3 separate regions of the Homo sapiens genome follow, and regions 1 and 3 are each linked to region 2. The links are chromatin contacts, found by Hi-C or POLR2A ChIA-PET in ENCODE. All regions are on one chromosome and are shown on one strand. Each heading gives the region's core, a stretch centred on a gene start or an enhancer-like site at or near the end of the contact. The rest is flanking DNA. Distances are from core to core; before and after follow the strand shown. Region 1 holds the start of KIF1B (kinesin family member 1B). Region 2 holds the start of RERE-AS1 (RERE antisense RNA 1). Region 3 has its middle 35 kb from the start of SLC25A33.

What was found. Hi-C counts contacts between places; a loop is a spot of excess contacts on that map. ChIA-PET counts read pairs that join two places held with the same protein, here RNA polymerase II (POLR2A). Pooled maps may share reads with other maps.
Region 1: a pooled map shows a loop between it and region 2 (2.2-fold over the local background). The contact joins the promoter of KIF1B here to the promoter of RERE-AS1 in region 2. A Hi-C loop is called at or near these places in 2 of 50 pooled maps. POLR2A ChIA-PET finds 5 or more read pairs at or near these places in 2 of 52 experiments (OCI-LY7 and WTC11).
Region 3: a pooled map shows a loop between it and region 2 (9-fold over the local background). The contact joins the enhancer-like site here to the promoter of RERE-AS1 in region 2. A Hi-C loop is called at or near these places in 1 of 168 maps with a recorded cell type or tissue (gastrocnemius medialis) and 1 of 50 pooled maps. POLR2A ChIA-PET finds 5 or more read pairs at or near these places in 1 of 52 experiments (activated T-cell).

What each region holds. Positions count from the first base shown.
Region 1 is chr1:10,207,068-10,211,819 of GRCh38, forward strand. KIF1B (kinesin family member 1B) reads left to right here and starts at 3,503. Exons shown (of 49, transcript NM_001365951.3): 1 at 3,503-3,811. RefSeq lists silencers at 2,724-3,018, 3,105-3,184, 3,215-3,734 and an enhancer at 4,636-4,752.
Region 2 is chr1:8,422,289-8,426,562 of GRCh38, forward strand. It overlaps RERE-AS1 (RERE antisense RNA 1), which reads left to right and starts at 2,357. Exons shown (of 4, transcript NR_125999.1): 1 at 2,357-2,413. It overlaps RERE (arginine-glutamic acid dipeptide repeats), which reads right to left. Exons shown (of 23, transcript NM_001042681.2): 12 at 439-519. RefSeq lists silencers at 1,157-1,496, 1,807-1,946.
Region 3 is chr1:9,501,863-9,506,315 of GRCh38, forward strand. No RefSeq gene overlaps it. Among named protein-coding and RNA genes, the nearest start is that of SLC25A33, 35 kb to the right of the region's middle. Within about 2 kb of position 1,554, at least 6 of the 41 ENCODE cell types and tissues checked have a DNase peak (open chromatin) inside an H3K27ac peak, as active enhancers do; they include gastrocnemius medialis, where a contact is called at or near this core.

The DNA.
Region 1 (4,752 bases), core at 2,253-4,752, 1.8 Mb after region 2:
CAGCCTCCCGAGTAGCTGGGATTACAGGCATGTACCACCACATCTGGCTAATTTTTTGTATTTTTAGTAGAGACTGTGTTTCACCATGTTGGCTAGGCTGGTCTCGAACTCCTTACCTCAAGTGATTCACCCACCTGGGCCTCCCAAAGTGCTGGGATTACAGGTGCATTTATTCTTAAATATTGAATAGCTTTTATTGCTTTTTTTCTTTCTTTCTTTTTTTTTTTGAGACAGGATCTCACTCTGTCATTGAGGCTCGAGTGCTGTGGTGCAATCATAGCTCACTGTAGCCTTGACCTTCCAGGCTCAATTGATCTTCCCACTCAGCCTCCCAAGCAGCTGGGACTACAGGTACATACCACCATGTCTGGCTACTTTTTTTTTTTTTTTTGTATTTTTTGTAGAGATAGGGTCTCGTTATGTTGCCTAGGCTTGTCTCAAACTCCTAGGCTCAAGCGATCAGCCTACTCTGCCTCCCAAAGTACTGGGATTACAGGCGTGGGCCACAGCACCTGGCCGGGAAGACTTGATTTTTTAAAAAGATCCCATTAAAAATAGCAATAAAGGCCAGGCTCAGTGGCTCACACCTGTAGTCCCAGCACTTTGGGAGGCTGAGGTTGATGGATCACTGGAGTCCAGGAGCTGGATACCAGCCGTCTCTACAAAAAATAGAAAAATTAGCTGGGCGTGGTGGTGTGTGCCTATAGTGCCACCTACTCAGGAGGCTGAGGTGGGAGGATGGATTAAACCAGGGGGCAAGGGTTGAGGCTGTAGTAAGCTGTGATCACACCACTGCACTCCAGCCTGGGTGACAGAGTGAGACCCTGTCTAAAATAATAGTAATAATAAAGTCTTCCTATCAAAAAGGAACACTTCGGATTTTTGTGTATTGATTTTGTATCCAGAAACCTGATTGTGATTGTGATTGTGATGGGAGAGTGGCAGTGCACCACGTGACTAGGACTTCTGATGTTCTCGTATCCTTGCATTCCAGAGACAGCCCTACCAGATCATGGCTACATTCAATTTTCTAGTAATTTATTTATCATTTTAAAGAGATGCTTTTATACAGAATTTGTAATCTGAGAAACTGGCTGGGCAGTGTGACTTCATCTGTCAGAGAGGCAAAAGGCTTATGCAGAGTGGGCTGTTTGGCCTTGGATCCTGGAGCAGCCTTCTTTGCCTTTATTGACCCTTCTGTGCCTTCTGTGTGCCCTTTGGCTAGCTTCTTCTCCTGCCAATCACAATCACACCCTCTTCACTACGTTTTTGTTTTAAATTTTATTTTATTTTTTGTTGAGACAGAGTCTCACTCTATCTCCCAGGCTGGAGTTCAGTGGTAGGATCTCAGCTCACTGCAACTGCCGCCTCGTCCACCTCCCGGGTTCAAGTGATTCTCCTGCCTCAGGTTCCCAAGTAGCTGGTATTACAGGCGTGCCCACCACGCCTGGCTAATTTTTGTATTTTTTAGTAGAGATGGGGTTTTGCCATGTTGGTCAGGCTGGTCTCGAACTCCTGACCTCAAGTGATCCACCCGCCTCAGCCTCCCAAAGTGTTGGGATTACTGTCGTGAGCCACCGCGCCTGGTTCTTCACTACGTTTTAGATTCTTTTTAGATTGTGCTCCATTGAGAGCTCAAGCAATACAGCCACCCAGGTTTTCGTAACTCTCCATGGCGCTCACCACAGTATTTACGCAAGGAGGTCCACGCTATGATGAAGTGGTGTCTACTGTTGAATTGATGAGTTCCTCTTTATTAACCTACTATAGTTTCATTTTACTCTTAGCCGTCAGGAAGCTAAGAGCTGAGTTCTGTGCTCAGTGGCAACATATTTCCTTGACTATGGATTTTTAAAATATTGTTTTTCTGGCCGGGCGCGGTGGCTCATTCCTGTAATCCCAGCACTTTGAGAGGCTGAGACAGGTGGATCACCTGAGGTCAGGAGTTCAAGACCAACCTGACCAACATAGTGAAACACCGTCTCTACTAAAAATACAAAAATTAGCCGGGCGTGGTGGCAGGCACCTGTAATCCCAGCTACTCGGGAGGCTGAGGCAGGAGAATCGCTTGAACCTGGGAGGCGGAGGTTGCAGAGATTTGACATCGTGCCACTGAGCTCAGCCTGGGCGAGAGTAAAACTCTGTCTCAAAACAAAACAAAAAAATTTTTCTTTCTAGGCATGCCTCTCATTCAAACAGCTTTTAAAAAGTCTCTTGCTTGTTTCATTATTATGAATTTTACGCCTATTTTAAAGCTATACGGTTTCACTGCTGTATGCTTTAGTGTAAGCTATGTCAAATCCTTTTGCAGGTAGGTGGAGCTTAAATTCTATAAAATGAGACGTGATCAATAAAAGCGGATGAAGAGTCTGAGGACTTGAGTGGTGGTGGAGATTTTCCAGAATTATTAGTGTAGAAAATTAATTTCGATGTTTTAGTGCATATGCTTGTACATAATACCTTTTACTCACAATAATACTGTATTTAATTCAGGGGAAGACATGTGATTTTACTTTCAATGTCTGCTAGTAAATAAAAATAATTCACAACCTTATAAAGTAATAGTGCTCGGCCTGGGCCTGATAATTGAATATATTATCACTGAAGATTATATTTTGTTAAGTACTGAATTGAACAGTTTCTGAACAGTGAGATTTTTCTTTCCAGCTGAATCTAAATCTGATTTTAAAGAAATCACTGCTCGTGCTTTTGTGTCCTCCGGGTTTCTAACTTCCACTCTCCCTCCTTCAAGGGCATCTCCCAGAAGGGGGCTGGGCTCGTTAACTCAGGGACGGTGCAAAGCGTTTGTTCCTCTCCTCACAGCCCTTCCGCGGTCTCCCAAGGAGACAAGTGGAATGCCCACCAAGTCATGCTTTTCCATTACTCATTCCGCCTTCTCTCCCGAGGTGGCGCGTGGGAGGTGTTTTGCTCGGGTTCTGTAAGAATAGGCCAGGCAGCTTCCCGCGGGATGCGCTCATCCCCTCTCGGGGTTCCGCTCCCACCGCGCCGCGTTCGGCCGGTTCCGCCTGCGAGATGTTTTCCGACGGACAATGATTCCACTCTCGGCGCCTCCCATGTTGATCCCAGCTCCTCTGCGGGCGTCAGGACCCCTGGGCCCCGCCCCGCTCCACTCAGTCAATCTTTTGTCCCCGTATAAGGCGGATTATCGGGGTGGCTGGGGGCGGCTGATTCCGACGAATGCCCTTGGGGGTCACCCGGGAGGGAACTCCGGGCTCCGGCTTTGGCCAGCCCGCACCCCTGGTTGAGCCGGCCCGAGGGCCACCAGGGGGCGCTCGATGTTCCTGCAGCCCCCCGCAGCAGCCCCACTCCCCGGCTCACCCTACGATTGGCTGGCCGCCCCGAGCTCTGTGCTGTGATTGGTCACAGCCCGTGTCCGTCGCGGGCGCCGGGGCGGATACGAGGTGACGCGCAGAGGCCCAGCTCGGGGCGGTGTCCCGCGCCGGCGACTGCGGGCGGAGTTTCGCGAGGGCCGAAGCGGGGCAGTGTGACGGCAGCGGTCCTGGGAGGCGCCCGCGCGCGTCGGAGCAGCTCCCCGTCCTCCGCAGCCGTCACCGCCGGCCGTCGCCGCGCCCTGGCCTCCCGCACTCGCGCACTCCTGTCCGCCGCCCACCGCCCACCTCCCACCTCGATGCGGTGCCGGGCTGCTGCGTGATGGGGCTGCGGAGCGGCGCCCTGCGGCTCGCGGCGGCCGCTGCTCGCGCTGAGGTGCGTCGGTGCCCGGCCCCCCGCGCCCCCGCGCGCCGCGGCTCCTGTTGACCCGGTCCGCCCGTCGGTCTGCAGCGCGGCTGAGGTAAGGCGGCGGGGCTGGCCGCGGTTGGCGCCGCGGTCGCGGGGTTGGGGAGGGGGCCGCTTCCGCGGGGAGGAGCGGCCGGGCCGGGGTCCGGGCGGGGTCTGAGGGGAGGTAGCGCGGGACGGGCGCCGGGTGCGGGAGCCTCGCCCTCGGGGGAGGGGACCCCTCCCTAGGCCAGCAGCGAGTCCCGGGCCGGCGTCCAGCGGTCGGCTGGGGCCCCCGCAGTGCCCTGCACCGGCCCTCCGTTTCCCCCGCGCTGCCAGGCCCCGGCTGTGCCCAGCGCTCTCCAGACCCGCCGCTGCCTGGCCGTTCCCTGGGCTCCGCGCACGTTGCAGCCCGGGGGGCGGCTGTGCTTCGTTTGAAGCCATCGTTTCTCATTTTCCCTCTCCCCTTTCCTCCTTTGTGGTGGGCATCGGGCTTCGGCTGGGAATGTGGTTATGCCCTTTGCCAGATGGCGATAGGAAAGGTCATCGCTTGGCGCTGGGGGAGCCGAGGGCTCGAGGCCTGGAAAGAGGGGTGCGATAGGAAGGGAGGGGGCTTGTTGGATGCTGGCCAGGTGTGAGGAAGGCTGGTGTGGTCTCGGCATTCAGCCGACTGGGATTACTCGGGCAGCCATATTGGGAGGATGATCTGACAAATCCTTTAGGAGCCAAGTCCAGTTGTTGGAAGGCACCGAGTGACAGCCCTGGCAGCTTTCAGGGTGACTGGCCAGACCAGAAGCCAAGTTGTGGGGGTTGGGAGGCTGCTTGAGCAAGCTAGTCATTGTTCATGCAACACAAAACATTCCCGCCCCTAACGCCAGAATGGAGCTTCCAGATCCCTTTTTTTTTTTTTCCTTGATTGCTAAATGAGCTTCCAAGGTAAACTGCCTTCAAGATTCCATTCTTGTTGGGGTGAAATTCCGTGTTTCTCTATTCATCTTCTGCGTCCAGTGCGGGGGC
Region 2 (4,274 bases), core at 1,107-3,606:
TGGAAAAAATCCCCCAGAACTCAAAGTATAATAAGCCACAAACCTCTGGTTTGGTTGATGATTTCTGCCAATTACCAAATTCAAACTAGTGATAAAATGCTATTTCCTATTCCAGCCACTATGTTTAAAATTTGATGTTAACTCTCCAACAATCCTTCCCCCACAACTAACCCTCTGTTCCCAAAGACCTTTCTGTTCTCAGAGTTACAACAGAAGTCTATGTTCTCCAGGCGGATAAGCATAATCTGTCACTTTACTATCTAAAAATTATGAACTCAAATTAAAAGTCAAGGGAGTAAAACGGAGAGAATTCTGGAGGCCAGCCCGAGTCTGAGCACAGCGCAGGGTTAAAGGAAACCATTTCATAAGATCAAATGTGGAGAGGCAGCAGGAGCAAAGAGGAAAAAATCAAGTTACATAAAGTCCAATTGTACTCACTGTTTCCTTATTGGGAAGCAGCTCCTTTCTAATTCTGAAGAAGTTCTTCCCGTACTGCCTGAGTCCCTTAACGAAGCGTTTCTGTGATAAAAAGAAACAAATGGGATGTAAAAACCAAAAACAAAACAGGATGTCAGCAAAGCAAAGATATCTACAATCAGCAGAATAACAACCACAAAAAAAGTCTCGGCTAGGGAATACTGCCGAGGCTCGGAGAGTATGTCAGCAGCTCAGCTGGGACCCACTGGCCAGGGCAGGCCCCAGCTACCTTCATCAGAACCCCAATCCCACCCACCACGCAGGGCAGCGCGTTTAAGAGAAGGACGTCCTGCGTCTGAGGCTAAGAAGCAATCTGTCCCCCTCTTCCACCAGGCACACATTCTGGTGCACGAAGGTATAAATATGCTCCATGTTTTAATAAAACACAACTGCTTTCCCACCTGAGAACCAAGCTTCCCAGAAGTGTCGAGCAGAAAGGGGAAACAGAACCAAACCCGGTGACTCTTCTCCAGAAGGGAACCCTAGGGGGTTAAAAGGCCGCTTTCCTTAATCCAAAGAATTTGCCAGGAGGCACCGGAAGGCACCAGTATCACAGAAGCCCACCGGGAACACGAAAGCCAGCGGGCCTGCCCCACCGTCCGTCATTAAAAGCCACTCCGAGACACCAGAGAATAACCAGCACCCCTTCCGCCCTCCCGACGCCACTCGCCGCCCCCATCCATTTTCGCAGCAGACTCGTCCCTAACCCCAGCCCGGAGACTTTCACTTTGTCCCATGCCTCCCGAGCACCCCTCCCCGCCCCGGTGGGGGCAGCTCCTGGCTCCGAGCCCCCACCTCGGGGCTCCCAGCCTGGTCCCGGGCGGCCGACCCCAGCAGCCACAGGTAAGCGCCCGGGGTCCGGGGCGGCAAGAGGCCGTCGCCTGTCACTGGGCTCCGGCTCCACAAAGCGCAGGGCGGAGGCGGCCGCGGGTGGCTCGGCGTGTGACCGCGGCGGGGCCGCGCGGCGCGGGGCCCGGGGGGCGCGGGGCTGGGGCCGCCGCTGACGGGGGAGGAGGCAGGAGCGCGGCGCGCAGAGCCCGGCGCGGCCGCGGGCGGCTGCAAAAGGCGGCCTGGATTGCCGCCGCCCTCCTGTCCGCCAGCCGGGGCCCCGCGCCCCGGCCCCGGCCCCGCCCCCGGCCCGACCCCCACCCCGAGGCCGGAGCCTCCAGGGCACCCGGCGCTGGAATCTGTGTCCTCCTTCCGGACAGGAGAACATCAAGGCGGTAAAGCACAGAAACTTCCTCCCTACCGCAGCAAGCGTGGGGAGAGGGCGCCCACAGGGCTGGGGCCCTTCCCAGGCTGCTGGGTCTCCAGCCCACGTTCCGGATGGACGAAGTCGGCTGCGCCCCGGCCGCACGCCCTCCGCCCCAACCCCGCCTCAGCTGCGAAACGGGGGGCTGGCCCCGACGCCCCCCGCGGTCCCTTCCGGCCCGCGATTGTGGGCGGCCTCTCCCTGGCGGCCCAGGCATTAGCCTGCACTTCCCCGGCCGCCGCTTCACAACTAAATCACCGCGGAAGCTTCCCAGCCAATAAATCACCTGCCCACCGGGCAGAGGGTCCCTCCCACTCCCTGTGTTTGAGACCCGCCAGGCGGATTCAGTGAAGGGCCAGACTTAGCCTTTTAAGACCAGTCTGCAACCTCCTACTCCAGTAGTGGAGGCTTTGCGTTTTTGAATTTCACCCTTGCTGAGATATGACTCATCATTGTCAATTTTCAATATAATTCATACAGTTCGAAGGGAAAATCTCTCAAGGCACAAGAAAGCAGCAAGCTCTCCTCTAGTGTGAGGAGTGACCTTTGTTACTTGACAAAAGTATCGTTTATATGATCAACAGGCATCCTACGCTGTGTGCACACAGCATATCACCGGGAGAGACGGCACGGAAAGATGGCCCTGCCCTCAAGGAGCTGCAGTCTGCCCAGGAAGGCAGACAGGTAAACAAACCAGTCCTAGGGCCTGCAAGAAAAGCAGCAGAGGAACAAAGGGTGGTGGGTGAAGCTAGGAAGAGGAAGCAACTTACTCTGCTTGCTGATGTCTTAGAGGAAGTGACAAGGAAGAGTGTGAGCCTGCCAGGTGGGCTCCAGCAGGGCTTCCAGCAGAAGTCAGCCAGGAAAAGGCACAGGGAACATTCTGGGAACTGCAAGGAGGACAGGGTGTGCAGAATGGAGTGCCAGCAGATAAGACGAAAGAGGCAGGCAAGGATCCGGTTGCAGAGAGCCCTTCAGGCCGCACGGAAGAGTTCCTAATTGTAGGCTGGCAGAAAGGCTGAAGCTGGAGCTTTCCATGAAAAGACTGGATGAGGACTGTGCCAGTGGCAGTGTGGCCTAAGTGTAGATTAGGGACAGACCAGTTAAAGAGGCTGCTGACACAGTTCAGGTATGAGATGAGGACCTCAACTACTGGCACACTCCACCTCAGTAATCAGAATTCCTGCCGCTTAATCCATTCTTCAAGTATTCAGGTATTTACTGAGCACCTAGCTGAGAGGGGTCTAGGAAGATAATAAAGGTTGCCATGGACCTTTACTGAACTGTGATTCATTTTTGCACGTAAGATAAGTATGTGTGAAGTCATTACAGAACATTCTGAGATGTCATCTGGCCAAGCATAAAGAAGTGAGGTGCAGCTCATCAGTGCAGCAAGGGACCCAAGAAGGCTAGACTGCAGTGGTCTGTAGTAGTTCAGAATGCCTTCGCCAAGGCAGTGACATCAGCGAGATCACAAGGGGTGGGCAACTATTGCAGGGGTGGGAGGTGGCTTGGTGACCGGGCCCTCCGTGAAGGTCAGAGGTGGAGAATGGGAGGTGGGTTACAGGGGACAGTCTACACAGACTTGGGGCGGGCAATCTGGAGTGAGCCAGGCTGTGGAACGCCAGGACCATGCAATCGGAACGTGGGCTTGATACCAAGTGACATCTAACAGGTCCAGTAAAAGAGGCCTACACAATAAAGGCAGCATGTGAGAAAGGCTGACTCTGGAACATCAGGGTAAGGTGGCAGAGTTGGACAAACAAATTCAGATCCTGTTTCTTCCATTTATTGTGATGCAATCCTTTGAACATCATCCATTCAACCAATAGTTACTAAGTACCTACTATATGCCAGGAGCCTCATATATATTAATTCGAAATCTTTACAACCTAAGAAGAAGTACAATTATTATCCCCATTTTACAGACAAGGAAGCTGAGGCACAGATAGGTAACTAGATCAACTCCTCAGAGACAAAGCCAGAATTCAAACTTAAGCCCCCTCAAATCCTCAGAGCCACACTCTGTAAAATGCAGGCAGGCGTCTACAGTGGTAACTATTTTCTGTTACCATTTTCTATGAGTCTGTACTTTCCTCTTCTCGGGTCCAATGTCAAATCATAAAGTCCTCAGTATTCTTCCTAAGAAGTGTCTTTCAGCCGGGCGCGGTGGCTCATGCCTGTAATCCTAGCACTTTGGGAGGCTGAGGCGGGCAGACCACAAGGCCAGGAGATCGAGACCATCCTGGCTAACACAGTGAAACCCCGTCTCTACTAAAAATACAAAAAATTAGCTGGGCATGGTGGTGGGCGCCTGTAGTCCCAGCTACTGGGGAGGCTGAGGCAGGAGAATGGCGTCAACCCGGGAGGCGCAGCTTGCAGTGAGCCGAAATTGCGCCACTGCACTCCAGCCTGGGCGACAGAGACTCTGTCTCAAAAAAAAAAAAAAAAAAAGTGTCTTTCAACGCCCTCCTTTCCTGCTCATGCTAGTGGCAGTCCCAGGCCAGACCTTTATCTCTCTTTCCTAATAACTAGGCTATTAACCATC
Region 3 (4,453 bases), core at 304-2,803, 1.1 Mb after region 2:
TCTCTTTAGCCAGGCATGGTGGTGCATGCCTGTAATCCCAGCTACTTGGGAGGCTGAGGCAGGAGAATTGCTTGAATCCGGGAGGCAGAGGTTGCAGTGAGCCGAGATTGCGCCATTGCACTCTAGCTTGGGCAACAAGAGTGGAACTCCGTCTCAAAAAAATAAATAAATAAATAAAATTTAAAAACACAAAAATAAAATAAAATAATTAATAGTAAACAGGTGTGGGTCTCTACTAAAAATACAAAATTATCCGGGCATGGTGGCACACACCTGTAATCCCAGCTACTCGGGAGGCTGACGCAGGAGAATCACTTGAACCCGGGAGGTGGAGGTTGCAGTGAGCCGAGATGGCGCCACTGCACTCCAGCCTGGGTGACAGGGGGAGACACCCTCTCAAAAAAAATAAAAATAAATAAAAAATAAAATCAGGAGGAAAATATGAATATAATAATAAATATATATGAATAAATATATAAATATATAATAAATATATATGAATATAATCATAAATACATATCATAACGACTCCAGTTTGGATTTTATCTGTAAAATCGTATGTGGCTATAAAATATAATTTTAAAAAAATTTTAATGGAGAAGGTACTCACAAAAGAAAAAGTACCCAGGGCCTGTGAAAAGCACAGCACAGCCCTAAGTCCTATAAAATATGTTTTTGAAGCCTTTTCTCCAGGGACTTCAGTCTACTTTGCAAATAAAAATGAAACTCCCGCTGGGCACAGTGGCTCATGCCTGTAATACCAGCACTGTGGGAGACTGAGGCAGGAGGATCATTTGAGTTCAGGAGTTCAAGACCAGCCTTGGCAACATGGTGAAACCCCCATGTCTACCAACAAAAACAAAAATTAGCCAGGCATGGTGGCACATGCCTGTAGTCCCACCTACTTCGGGGCTGAGGCAAGTGGGTCGCTTTACCCTGGGAGATGGATATTGCAGTGAGCTATGATCGTGCCACTGCACTCCAGCCTGGGTGACAAAGTGAGACCCTGTCTCATAAAAAAAAAAAAAAAGAAGAAGAAAAGGAAAGAAAGAAGAAAAAGAAGAAAAAAGAGAGAAAGAAGAAAGAAAGAAAGAAAGAAGGGAGGGAGGGAGGGAGGGAGGGAAGGAAGGAAGGAAGGAAGGAAGGAAGGAAGGAAGGAAGGAAGGAAGGAAGGAGGGAGGGAAGGAAGAAAGAAAGAAAGAAAAGTTTCGATATGTCCATCTCTGAGAAAGGACACCATCGGGGCAAATTTTAGGGAGATGCTCTTGGGAGCACCGCCCCCTCCAACCCAGAGCTCCACTGTTTCCTTCCCACGGTCAAGGCATTTGTCCAGAGGAAAGGTGGAAGAAAAACCTCACCTTTGAGCTTTTGAGGTCTCGAATGTGTTTGGTGACCAAGTATTGATCCAGTGATTTGATTCTGGGATTCCGTCCATGCTCAGACGTAGATTCTTATTGGAAAAAAAGAAAAAGAAAGAAAAAACTTGGCACCGGTGACCCAAACAAGCCAGTCTGATCCAGGCACACTGGAGGCAGCCAGGGCTTATAAATAACCACGCTGGCCAGGCCCGGAGGAGCCTGGGCCGTACAGTCTGTCCCATGAGGGGCCGGCGGCTCCTGGGCCCTAGTTTCACCTCATGGCATCAGCCGGGCTGTTATTTCACTCCAAGAAGAGGAGGGAACACAGGGTGGTGGCTCAGGTGACTCCCGGGTGCCTGTTTTTCATTTGTTCTGGCCGGACAGGCGGATGAGCTCCCCAGCTGGCATTGGAAAGGTCACGGGGCTAAAGATCACTTGCCTTGAATGAGCATTCCTCAGAGCCCTGCACCCCAGGACCCACACCTATTTATTATTAATGTTTTTATTTTATGTATTTTTTTAATTTTATTATTTTTTATTTATTTTTTTGAGATGGAGTTCCACTCTTGTTGCCCAGGCTGGAGTGCAGTGGCACAATCTTAGCTCACCGCAACCTCCACCTCCCAGATTCAAGCAATTCTCCTGCCTCAGCCTCCCAAGTAGCTGGGATTACAGGCATGAACCACCACACCTGGCTAATTTTGCATTTTTAGTAGAGCCAGGGTTTCTCCATGTTGGTCAGGCTGGTCTCGAACTCCCGATCTCAGGTGATCCACCTGCCTCGGGCTTCCAAAGTGCTGGAATTACAGGTGTGAGCCACCGCACCCAGCCTATTTTTTTATTTTTAAGACAAAGTCTCACTCTGTCCCCCAGGCTGGAGTGCAGTGGTGCAATCTCCACTCACTGCAACCTATGTCTCCCATGTTTGAGCGATTCTTCTGCCTCAGCCTCCCTAGTAGCTGGGATTACAGGTGTGCACCACCACAACCAGCTAATTTTTTGTGTGTATTTTTAGAAGAGATGGGGTTTCACTATGTTGTCCAGGCTGGTCTCAAACTCCTGACCTAAAATTCACTCTTGAGATTTTTTCATTCACTCAAATGATCGACCCACCTCGGGCTCCCAAAGTGCCGGGATTACAGGCATGAGCCACTGCACCTGGCCAAATTTTTTATTATTTAAACAACCACTGCTGCTTTCTTCTGGGGTTCCAGGGTGAGGCATGAGGGGTGCAAGTGGACAGCCTGGGGGGAGAAGCACCACCGTCCTTAGAGGCTGTGGCTGTGGGCAGGGCCAGGCTGGGTCCTCCCCATCACAGGGGTCTCAGTGAGCCCACCACACCCCGGGCCCTGTTTGTCGCATGGTCCCTTCCGAAGCAGCCCTGTTTGTGCACTGCCAAGCCTTCAACATCCACCATCGCTCCTGTTTCCATGCCCCCATATCAAGCCATGGGCCAACATTTTCTTTCCATTCACACTCAATGCCACACCTGTACCAGGAGGGGCCGGGTCTCCAGGATGACTTCCAGTGCTGACCTCTCAATCGCCACCAAGCATCTCTCTCCCATCCAGGGTACTTACTGTAGGGATCTGCGGGGGCAGGAAGAGGAGCTGCAAGAGAAGTCCTTCCAGGCTGGGCCCGGGGCTCACGCCTATAATCCCAGCACTTTGGGAGACCAACGTGGGCAGATCGCCTGAGGTCAGGAGTGCGAGACCAGCTTGGCCAACAAGGTGAAACGCCATCTCTATTAAAAATACAAAAATTAGCCAGGTGTGGTGGCACATGCCTGCAATCCCAGCTACTCAGGAGGCTGAGGCAGAAGAATCTCTTGAACTGGGAGGTGGAGGTTGCAGTGAGCCGAGATGGCAGCACTGCATTCCAGCCTGGGCAACAGAGTGAGACTCCATCTCAATTAAAAAAAAAAAAAAAAAAAAAAAAAAAAAAGGTCTTTCCAGGCAGGGCCACGAGAGTCTTTCAGCATCATTTCCAGGCCTTGCCACTGAAGGCTTGAACGTAACCCTTTAATCCTCCCGCAGCCTCTCAGGCCCCCCTGGAGTGCGAGTCAGTGCACAGAATTGAAGATCTCAGGGACAGGGCCTGGCCGGTGGCTATACATGTTACATTCTCTGTGCTCCTGTATCAGGTGGCCAAGAGCAAGAGCCCAGGAGGGAGCCACAGCAGGCCCCACCTGCTCACACAGCAGGGCCCCACCAGCCACCTCTGCGGCCAGGACACTCACCCAGTCTGAGCCGCTCTCCTGCACTGGCAAAACCGGAATATAGCAGCACCTACCTTACAGATTATTCCAAGGATTAGACAGTGTAAATAGATAAAAGGCTTAACCTACATAGTCCCCAGCCTGTGGTAAACGCTGCTTTATTTGACAATACATTATTGATGAGGTGCTGAGACCCAGAAGAACTGTATTAATTTCCTGTGGCTACTGTAACAAATGGCCATAAACTGGGTGGCTTAACACAACAGAAATTGAGTCTCTCACAGTTTCAGAGGCCAGAAGTTCAAATCAAGGTGTTGGCAGGGCCACACTGTCTCCGAAGGCTCTGGGGCAGCACCCTTCCCTGCTTCTTCCAGCTTTGGGAGGCTCCAGGTGTGACTTCACCTGTGGCTGCGTCACCCAACCTCTGCCTCTGTCTTCCCAGGGCCGTCTCCTCTGCATCTGTGTCTCCCCTTCTGTTTTTTATAAGGACACCAGTCATTGGAATTAGGGTCCAACCAGGCATCCAGAATGATCTCAACTAGAGGTTCTTTTTCTTTTTGCTTTTTCCTTTGAGACAGGGTTTCACTCTGTCACCCAGGCTGGAGTGCAATAGTGTGATCTCGGCTCACTGCAACCTCCGCCTCCCGAGTTCAAGCAATTCTTCTGCATCAGCCTCCCATGTAGCTGAGATTACAGGCACACACCACCACGCCTGGCTAATTTTTTGTATTTTTAGTAGGGACGGGGTTTCGCCATGTTGGCCAGGCTAATCTCGAACTCCTGACCTCAGGTGATCCGCCCACCTCGGCCTCCCAGAGTTCTGTGATTACAGGCGTGAGCCACCCCGCCCGGCCTCATCTAGACGTTCTTAATCACA